Linked DNA regions of Homo sapiens: region 2 is linked to region 1. Evidence: read pairs that join two places in POLR2A ChIA-PET (ENCODE). Cell type or tissue: A673. All regions are shown on one strand. Each heading gives the region's core, and the rest is flanking DNA. Links, peaks and the distances in the headings are about the cores only. Region 1 has its middle 11 kb from the start of ZNF77. Region 2 overlaps NFIC (nuclear factor I C).

Region 1 (5,372 bases), core at 140-5,139:
ATGGGGCCATGGGAAGAAGATGGATAGATTTTAACAGCGTCAATATCAGGGATGTGGTAATGTACTTTAGTTTTCCAAATGTCACCATTGGAGGAATCTAGGCCAAGTATAGAAAAGATGTCTGTACAGCAAGACTCTGTTTCAAAAAAAAAAAAGAAAAGATCTGTCTGTATTTTTATCATTATTATTTATTATTATTATTATTTGAGACTGAGTCTCGCTCTGTCCTCCAGGCTGGAGTGTAGTGGCATGATCTCTGCTCACTGCAAACTTCGCCTCCCAGGTTCAAGCAATTCTCCTGCCTCAGCCTCCTGAGTAGCTGGCATTACAGGCGCCCGCCACCACGCCTGGCTAATTTTTTTTTTTTTTTTGTATTTTTTGTAGAGACAGGGTTTTGCCATGTTGGCCAGGCTGCTCTCAAACTCCTGACCTCAGGTGATCCACCTGCCTCAGCTCCCCAAAGTGCTGAGATTACAGGAGTGAGCCACCGTGCCCGGCCAATGTCTGTGTTATTTCTTAGAACTGCATATGATTCTACAATTATCTCAATAACAATTTCAGTGAAAAAAAGAGACAAGCTAATAGAAATGTAAGAAAACCATGTTATGATGAGAATACCAATAGCGTTAGAAACCAGAAAAGAAAAATAAACGGATACATTGTCTGCAGATTGCAAGCAATGGTCATTTGGAGCTAAATGAATGAATTTTCCCTGTCATTGTCCAATTACAATGCTTTTACCACGATAAATTTAAGAATAACATCCAGGATTAAATACAAAAAGCAAAGAGCTTCTGGGTGATTCAGGTTAGCAACTTTGTTTTGGATGACCCGTCTTCAACTGCCAACAGACTATTCTCAAATTCCTGAAAGGGCGAGGCGCAGTGGTTCCTGCACCTGGCACTTTGGGAGGCCAAGGCAGGAGGATCACTTGAGACCAAGAGTTTGAGACCAGCCTGGACAACATGTAAGAAAATTGAAAAATTAGCCAGGCGTGGCTGGGCACCGTGGCTCACACCTGTAATCCCAATACTTTGGGAAGCCGAGGCGGGTGGATCAGGAGGTCAGGAGTTCAAGACCAGCCTGGCCAAGATGGTGAAACCCCGTCTCTACTAAAAATACAAAAATTAGCTGAGCGTGGTGGCACGTGCCTGCAATCCCAGCTACTCAGGAGGCTGAGGCAGAGAACTGCTTGAACCTGGGAGGCGGAGGTTGCAGTAAGCCAAGATCACGCCACTGCACTCCAGCCTGGGCGACAGAGCAAGACTCCATCTCACAAAAAAGAAAAGAAAAGAAAAGAATAAAAAGAAAAATTAGCTGGGTGTGATGGCGTGTGCCTGTAGTCCCAACTTCTCAGGAGGCTGAGGTAGGAGGATCACTTGAGCCCATGAGGTCAAGGCTTTAGTGAGCTATGAGGCTGCAGGTACTGCTGCCACACTTGCTAATTTTCATATTTTTTTGTAGAGATGGGGTCTGGCTATGTTGCCCAGGCAGATCTCAAACTCCTGGGCTCAATCGATCCTCCTGCCCCAGCCTCCCAAAGTACTGGCATTACAGGTGTGACCTACTGCACCCAGCCCAACTTTTTACTTTGATATAACTTCAAACTTACAGAAAAGTTGGAAGAATAGTACCAAGAACCCCTGAACGCATCTTTCCCCGCGCTTCCCCCATGCTATTTTTGTGCCTTCTGTTGCTTTATCCTTCTCTGTGTGTGTATGGACATGCGTATTTAATATATGCATATTCTCCCCCTTAACTCAGAGCAAACAGCATTGTTTGCCTTCTGTGAACATTTCCAAAGAACAGCAAAGTGGTGGGCTGGGTGCGGTGGCTCACACCTGTAATCCCAGCACTTTAGGAGGCCGAGGCGGGCGGATCACCTGAGGTTGAGAGTTCGAGACCAGCCTGACCAACATGGAGAAACCCCGTCTCTGCTAAAATACAAAATTAGCCAGGCGTGGTGGCGCATGCCTGTAATCCCAGCTACTTGGGAGGCTGAGGCAGGAGAATTGCTTGAACCCGGGAGACAGAAGCTGCGGTGAGCCGAGATCAGATCGATCACACCATTGCACTCCAGCCTGGGCAACAAGAGCGAAACTCCGTCTCAAACAAAACAAAACAAAACAAAACAAAACAAAACAAAACAAAACCCACAAAAAAACAAACAGCAAAGTGGGACGTTTTGGGTGTAAAAGTGTGCCCTCTGGTGGTCATGCAATTTTTCCATTGACGTCATTATATATTCTAGATACAATTAGTATAATTGATTCTCGTTATCTGCGGGTTTCTTGTCCTCGAATTCTGTATTTGCTGGTTCCATACCCGTGGATTCAGCAGAATCGAAAATATTTGAAGCCAGGCGTGGTGGCTGCACCTGCGGTCCCAGCTACTCTGGAGGCTGAGGCAGGAGGATTGCTTGAGCCCAGGAGTTCGAGGCTGCGGTGAACCGCCATCCCACCACTGCACTCCAGCCTGGGTGACAGGGCAAGACCCTGTCTCAAAACAAAACATTTAAAAAAAAAATGGAGAGAAAAGAAGAAGAAAGCATTTTAATAAAAACAATAAAATTAACAATACAAGAAGAAAAATAATGCAAAGTTTAAAATACAGTATAACAACTATTTACATAGCGTTGATGTTGCACTAGTTATTATAAGCAACTTAGAACTGATCTACAGTATATGGGAGGGTGTGTGGAGGTTTTACACAAATACGGCACCATTTTATTTTATTTTAATTAATTTATTTATTTTGTTTAAGACGGAGTCTTGCTCTTGTCGCCCAGGCTGAAGTGCAACGGCATGATTTCAGCTCACTGCAACCTCTGCCTCCTGGGTTCAAGTGATTCTCCTGCCTCAGCCTCCCGAGTAGCTGGGATTACAGGTGCCTGCCACCATGCCCAGCTGATTTTTGTATTTTTAGTGGAGACGGGGTTTCACCATGTTGGCCAGGCTGGTCTCGAACTCCTGACCTCAGGTGATCCACCTGCCTTGGCCTCCCAAAGTGCCGGGATTACAGGCATGAGCCACCGCACCCGGCCACGCCTTTTTATTTTATTTTTTTGAGACAGGCTGTCACTCTGTCCCCCAGGGTAGGAGGCAATGGTGTGATCTCAGCTCACTGCAGCCTTGGCCTCCCAGGCTTAAGTGATCCTCTCACCTCAGCCTCCCAAGTAGCTAGTACCACAGGCCCCAGCTACCACACCCAGTTAATATTTGTATTTTTTGTAGAGATGAGGTCTCACTATGTTGGACAAGCTGGTCTCAAACTCCTGAGCTCAAGCAATCCTCCCACCTTGGCCTCCCAAAGAGCTAGGAATATAGGCGTGAGCCACCGCGTCTGGTTACTGCACCATTTTATATCAGGGTCTTGAGCATCCACTGACTTTGATACCTGCAGGGATCTTGCAATCTCCTGCAGACATTGAGGGACAACTGCGTGTATACATTTCACAAATATTTTTTCTTTTTTTATGGGGGGATGGAGTCTTGTTCTGTTGCCCAGGCTGGAGTTCAGTGGCACGATCTTCTCTCACTGCAACCTGCACCTCCTGAGTTCAAGCAACTCTCCTGTTTCAGCCTCCTGAGTAGCTGGGATTACAGGCATGCGACACCTTGCCTGGCTATTTTTTTTTTTTTTTTTTTTTTAGTAGAGATGGTGTTTCACCATGTTGGCCAGGCTGGTTTCGAACTCCTGACCTTAGGTGATCTGCCCTCCTTGGCCTCCCAAAGTGCTGGGATTACAGGCATGACCCACCGTGCCCGGCTGGGATATATCTATTAACATGCTATTTATCAACATGGTTAACTTTCTGTCCTTCCCTATTGGAATCTAAAGGATATAGAGAAGGATATGTGTGATGTTTACTGCTGTGTTTCCCAGTGCAGAAAACAGAGTCTGGGACATAGAAGATGCTTTATGAGTATTTATTAGACAATAGGCACACATTTCTGTGTGCACACACACACGTCTTTTTTTTTTTTTTTTTTTTTTTTTTTTTGAGATAGAGTTTCACTCTTGTTGCCTGGGCTGGAGTGCAATGGTGCGATCTTGGCTCACTGCAACCTCCGCCTCCCAGGTTCAAGTGATTCTGCTGCCTCAGCCTCCCGAGTAGCTGGGATTACAGGCATGTGCCATCACGCCCGGCTAATTTTGCATTTTTAGTAGAGACGGGGTTTCTCCGTGTTGATCAGGCTGGTCTCGAACTCCCGACCTCAGGTGATCCGCCCGCCTCAGCCTCCTCCCCTTTTCAGACCATATAAGGTAACTTCCGGACATTGCCATGGCATTTGTGAACGGTCATGGCACTGGTGAGAGTGTCTCTTAGCATGCTAATACATTATAATTAGCATATAATGAGCAATGAGGACAACCAGAGGTCACTTTCTTCGCCATCTTGGTTTTGGTGAGATTTGGCGGCTTCTTTACCATGTTCTGTTCTAACAGCAGGGTCTTCGTGACCTGTGTCCTGTGATACTGTCCTGCCAACCTCCTATCTCCTCCTGTGAGTAAGAATGCCTGACCTCCTGGGAATGTGGCCCAGCAGGTCTCAGCCTCATTTTACCCAGCCCCTATTCAAGATGGAGTCGCTCTGGTTTTTTTGTTTGTTTGTTTGTTTGAGCCGGAGTCTCGCTCTGTTGCCCACAGGATGGAGTGCAGTGACGTGATCTCGGCTCACTGCAACCTCTGCCCCCCGGGTTCAAGCGATTCTCCTGCCACAGCCTCCCGAGTAGCTGGGATTACAGGCATGCACGACCATGCCCAGCTATTTTTTTTGTATTTTTAGTGGAGACGGAGTTTTACCATGTTGGCCAGGCTGCTCTCGAACTCCTGGCCTCAAGTGATCCTCCTGCCTCGGCCTCCCAAAGTGCTGGGATTACAAGTGTGAGCCACCGCGCCTGGCCAGGCTTTTGCATTTCTGACAACCAGATGGACACCCCTGGCCCATCCTGTGGCCTCCACCCAGAAGTGGACTCACGGCATGAGGGCCGTGTTCCACATCCCTATGATCCCATCCCCAACTAGCCAGCAGCACCTAGACCCTAGCCTCCTGACCACCAAACTATCTTCAAAAAACCCCTGAGTGGGTGCAGTGGCTCACGTCTGTAATCCCAGCACTTTGGGAGGCCAAGGCTGGTGGATCCCTTGAAGTCAGGAGTTCAAGACCAGCTTGGCCAATGTGGCAAAAACCCATCTCTACTAAAAGTACAAAAATTAGCCGGGCGTGGTGGCGGGTGCCTCTAATCCCAGCTACTCAGGAGGCTGAGGCAGGAGAATCACCTGAACTTGGGAGGCGGAGGTTGCAGTGAGCTGAGATCATGTCACTACACTCCATCCTGGGCGACAGAGCCTTCAGGGAGCTTGGTTTG
Region 2 (5,372 bases), core at 315-5,314, 490 kb before region 1:
TGGTTCCAAAGTCCGAAAAGCTCTGAACATCCAAAGCTTCCTGTGGAGTCTGGCAAACGCTGTCTTGCTCGAACTGAGTTTGGTGGTTTTTTTGTAATCAATGTCTTCCTGCCCCCCGCCCCCCAACCTTTTTTTTCTTTTTGAGACAGGGTCTCGTTCTGTCACCCAGGCTGGGGTGCAGTGGCACAATCACAGCTCACAGCAGCCTCGACCTCCCAGGTTCAAGCGATCCTCCCACCTCAGCCTCCTGAGTAGCTGGGACTACAGGCGCCCGCCACCATGCGTGGCTCATTTTTAAGTATTTTTTTTGTAGAAACTGGGTCACGCTATGCTGCCCAGGTTGGTCTTGAACTCTGGGCTTATGCAATCCTCCCGCCTTGGCCTCCGAAAGCGCTGGGATCACAGGCATGAGCCGCTATGCCCAGTCCCTCCCTGCCTTGTGTTAACATGAGTACGACTCACGCAGTTGCTGGGACCTACGGGTGCTACCCAGACCCCACAGGGTGCGACATGATGCGCCCGAAACCCTGACATCCGAAAGCATCTCAATTCTGACCCAATCCAGCTGCCTCCCAGCACGACAGAGGAGGGGACTTCAGAGCCAAGTCCTCAAGACCCTTTTAAGCAGAGGTTGTGCCTTCGTGTGAGCACGTGGCCCCCGGGAGGTCACCTGGAGCCGCCAGGAGAGGCCCGAATGCGCCCCGCCCAACTCACCGGTCCAGGTTGCTGGCTGGCTGGGTCGCAGGCCAGCGAGACAAGATCTTTGAGCGGGTCCTGGGGGTTGAGATGAGGTGGGTAGCGGATGGCCGTGTGGGGGAAGTAGGTGGAGGCCGTCTGGGGTAGGATGGACGTCGTAGGGAAATGCAGAGCGGAGGACGGGTGTGGGCTCCGGGCGATCCCTGCGGAGACAGTGGGAAGCGGGGGTTACTTGGGGGCTCCAGCCGGTCTGCTCTGTGACCGTGTGACTGTGTGTCTGTGGGTGTCATTCCTGCCGGCATCTCAGTGCGTTTAGTAACAATAACCACCAAAAAAACCCAGCAGCACTGACCACATTGACACCCAAATTCCCCGACTCCCACGGCAACCCCACTGGGGCTGTGATATTATCCTTGTGTTTTAATTTAATTTTTTAGTTTTGTAGAGGTGGGGGTCTTGCTATGTTGCCCAGGCAGGTCTCGAACTCCTGGGCTCAAGCGATCCTCCCTCCTAGGCCTCCCAAAGTGCGGGGATTACAGGTGTAACCCACTGAGCCTGGTCTTTTTTTTTTTTTTTTTTTTTTGAGACAGTCACCCAGGCTGGAGTGCAGTGGTATGACCTCAGCTCACTGCAACCTCCACCTCCTGGGTTCAAGCAATTCTGCCTCAGCCTCCCGAGTAGCTGGGATTACAAGTGCACGCCGCCATGCCTGGCTAACTTTTGTATTTTTAGTAGAGATGGGGTTTCGCCATGTTGGCCAGGCTGGTCTTGAACTCCTGACCTCAGGTGATCCGCCCACTTTGGCCTCCCAAAGAGCTGGGATTGCAGGCGTGAGCCACTGCACCTGGCCCCGTCTTTTTTTTTTTTTTTTTAAACAGAGGATGACAGGGTGGCCTTCAGGGGATGTGTCACCTGCCTGGGGCCACACGGCATCAGATGGCAGACCGGGAATTTGAACCCAGCCCATCTGGCCCCACAGTCTACACTATAAATCTAGGGTTGGCAAGCTCTTTCTGCAAATGGCTGAATAGTGATCTTTTTTTTTTTTTTTTAAGAGATAGAATCTCGCTTTGTCACCCAGGCTGGAGTGCAGGGGCATGATCATGGCTCACTACAGCCTTGACCTCCTGACCTCAGGTGATCCTCCTGCCTCGGCCTGAGTAGCACGGACTGCCGGCGTGTGCCACCACGCCTGGTTAATTTTTTGTATTTTTAGTAGAGATGGGGTTTCATCATGTTGCCCAAGCTGGTCTCAAACTCCTGGACTCAAGCAATCCACCCACCTCAGCCTCCCAAAGTGCTGGGATTGCAGGCATGAGCCACTGTGCCCGGCCTAATTCCAGCACATAAAGAAATTCCGTCTCCATCAGCCGTCACTCCTCACCTCCTCCCCCAGCCCCAGCACCCATACATCCCCTTCCTGCCTCTGTGGCTGGCCCTGTCCTGGACATTTCATAGAAATGAGATCACATGCTGTGTGGCCTTTTTGTCTGGCTTCTCTTACTGAGCATGACGTCCTCAAGGTGGCCTGCGTCAGAGCCTCGTGCGTTTTCATGGCTGAGTCATATTCTATTGTGGTGCCTGCCTTTTCCTCTTTCTAAACAGTTCAGTGATTTTTAGTATTTTCACTATTTATAGCAGTCACTCCCTCATCTCCACAGCCTCTGGCCAGATAGTAAATATTTTTGGCTTTTGGCCACGTGGTCTCTGCTGTAATTACTCAGCCCTGCCAAGACAGGGTGAGAGCTGCCACAGGACATATACAAAGACGTGGTCGTGGCTGTTTGCCAATAAAACTTTATTCGTAAGAACAGGCAACCAGGGGGCCAGCGTTTGCTGACCCCTGGCCCAAATGGCTGCTTTGATTTGGGACTGCCTCTCTGTGTGCATGACTGTGTAAAGAACTAAATAGTTGATCACTAGAACATGGGGTGGTAAGCAATATTTGAGGCTTCCTACAATTCACCCCCCTTAATCCCAATGGCAACCATGGAAGGTGATTTTTTGTTTGTTCTGTTTTGTTTTTTTTTGAGATGGAGTCTTGCTCTGTTGCCCAGGCTGGAGTGCAATGGCACAATCTTGGCTCACTGCAGCCTCCGCCTCCCGGGTTCAAGAAATTCTTGTGCCTCAGCCTCCTGAGTAGCTGGGATCACAGGCATGCATCACCACACCGAGCTAATTTTTGTATTTTAGTAGAAACGAGATTTCACCATGTTGTCCAGGCTGGTCTTGAACTCCTGACCTCAGGTGATCCGCCTGCCTCGGCCTCCCAAAGTGCTGGGATTACAGGTGTGAACCACTGTGCCTGGCCGAGATGGAGATGTCTCTTTTTTTTTTTTTGAGATGGAGTCTCGCTCTGTCACCCAGGCTGGAGTGCACTGGCACGATCTTGGCTCACTGCAAGCTCCGCCTCCCGGGTTCACGCCATTCTCCTGCCTCAGCCTCCCAAGTAGCTGGGACTACAGGCGCCTGCCACCACGCCCGGATAATTTTTTGTATTTTTAGTAGAGACGGGGTTTCACCATGTTAGCCAGGATGGTCTCAATCTCCTGACCTCGTAATCCGCCCGCCTTGAAATCCCAAAGTGCTGGGATTACAGGCGTGAGCCACTTGCACTTAGCCTTTTTTTGGAGACAGGGTCTTGCTCTGTCGCCCAGGTTGGAGTGCAATGGCGTGAACTCGCCTCACCGCAACCTCTGCCTCCTGGGTTCAAGCGATTCTCCTGCCTCAGCCTCCCAAGTAGCTGGGACTACAGGCGCATACCACCACACTCGGCTAATTTTTGTATTTTTAGTAGACAAGGGGTTTCACCATGTTGGCCAGGCTGGTCTTGAACTCCTGACCTTGTGATCTGCCTGCCTCGGCCTCTCAAAGTGCTAGAATTACAGGCATGAGCCACCAAGCCTAGCTTTTTTTTTTTTTTTTGAGATGGAATCTTACTCTGTTGCCCAGGCTGGAGTGCAGTGGTGTGATCTCTGCTCACTGCAACTTCTACCTCCCGGGTTCAAGCAATTCTCCTGCCTCAGCCTCCCCAGTAGCTGGGACTACAGGTGCGTGCCACCACGCCTGGCTAATTTTTGTATTTTTAGTAGAGATGGGGTTTCACCATGTTGGCCAGGCTGGTCTCAAACTCCTGACCTCAGATGATCCACCCGCCTCAGCCTCCCAAAGTGCCGGGATTACAGGTGTGAGCCACTGTGCCTGGCCTCATTGGCAGCTTCTGATCCTGCCTGTCCATCAGTGTCTGGGGTTGGAATGGGGGGATTAGATTGAGACGGGGGTGAGGGGAGTGAGGTGAAGTTAGGTTGCAGCCTTTTGTTATACAGGGGGGAAACTGAGGCCCAAAGGGACTGAGTCCAACCTCTCAGCCGGGCTGGAACAAGGCCCTGGGCGCTCTCCACTACGGCACCTCTATGGTTTTTTGCCCACCTAGAAGGCTACAGCAATAGGACTCATGGTCAGACATCCAGTGGGACTTCCCCGGCTGTGAGAGGCCTGATAGGAGGGCCCGCCGCCCCTCCCCGCCAGGGGCCCGTGGCGCTTACCGCTGTGCACGGCGATGACGGGCCGGTGGTGCTGGGTGAAGCTGGAGAGGCGGGGAGAGTCCTGGGGGGACGGGCTGTTGAATGGTGACTTGTCCATCTCTGTCTTCTTCACCGGGGACGAGATGCCTGTGGAGGGGATGGGACGAGAGAGTCACAGGCTGGTCACACCCCATGAGCCCTGGACCTTCCCCAAAGCCAGCCTCCGAAGGGATAGGAAGCCTCATCACCCCGCCTCCTCTTACCCCAGAATCCTGAGGGGGAGAGGCTGTGAGCCCATTACACAGAGGAGTAAACGAAGGCTCAGAGCAGAGAAGGGGCTAGCCAGGGCGGCACAGCCGGGGGATGGAGAGCTGGGTATCAACACGTGCCCCTGGGCCTCGCTCCTGGCCCTTGCCTACTCTCCTTCCAGAGAAATGGGAAGGCTCAGGGCTGCCCCATCACCTGGGAGTCACCCGAGCCCTAGAGAAGGTGGCAGGGAGGGCAGAGACAGTCAGATCCGAAGTCCAGTTAGACCCTGACTGGCTAAGGGCGCACAGACAAGCCCCAGCTCAGCTCTGCCTTCCCTCGTCCACGCGGGAGGAAGGAACGGAGCCTCCCTGGGGCTGAAATGAGGTGCATCCCCCCTCTGCAGTGACTTGCTGGCATCACTCTGCAGACAGGGGCCTCACTACCTCCCAGGCTGCCTGGGACAAAAGCCCCCACAGCCCCCAACTCAGCAGCTCAGCCCCTCACACCTTCCTCAGTGAATCAATGAATGAAGAAACAGAGGCCAGGCACAGTGGCTCATGCCTGTAATCCCAGTGCTTTGGGAGGCTGAGGTGGGCAGATCACTTGAGGCCAGGAGTTCAAGACCAGCCTGGCCAACATGGTGAAACCCTGTCTCCACTAAAAATACAAAAATTAGGTGGGTGTGGTGGCGGGTGCCTGTAATCCCAGCTACTTGGGAGGCTGAGGCAGGAGAATCGCTTGAACCCAGGAGGCAGAGGTTGCAGTGAGCTGAGATCACGCCACTACACTCCAGCCAGGGCTACAGAGCAAGACTCCATCACAAACACAAAAAACAGATGGATAGTCGGGTGCAGGGGCTCACGCCTGTAATCCCAGCTACTTGGGAGGCTGAGGCAGGAGAAT

The links. Peaks named below come from ENCODE experiments on the same cell type or tissue, not always from the same donor. Only the 100,000 strongest peaks of a DNase experiment are listed, where the experiment ranks them.
Region 2: POLR2A ChIA-PET joins it to region 1 with 6 read pairs; 1 of 35 experiments calls an interaction of 5 or more read pairs at or near these places.

Annotation. Positions count from the first base shown.
Region 1 is chr19:2,953,458-2,958,829 of GRCh38, reverse strand. No RefSeq gene overlaps it. Among named protein-coding and RNA genes, the nearest start is that of ZNF77, 11 kb to the right of the region's middle. In A673, for the core only: a CTCF peak has its summit at 2,211 (motif pointing left); a DNase peak (open chromatin) is centred at 2,219.
Region 2 is chr19:3,448,009-3,453,380 of GRCh38, reverse strand. NFIC (nuclear factor I C) reads right to left here. Exons shown (of 11, transcript NM_001245002.2): 7 at 4,242-4,367; 8 at 715-899. Among named protein-coding and RNA genes, the nearest start is that of SMIM24, 30 kb to the left of the region's middle. In A673, for the core only: no CTCF peak of the experiment used is centred there; a DNase peak (open chromatin) is centred at 2,300.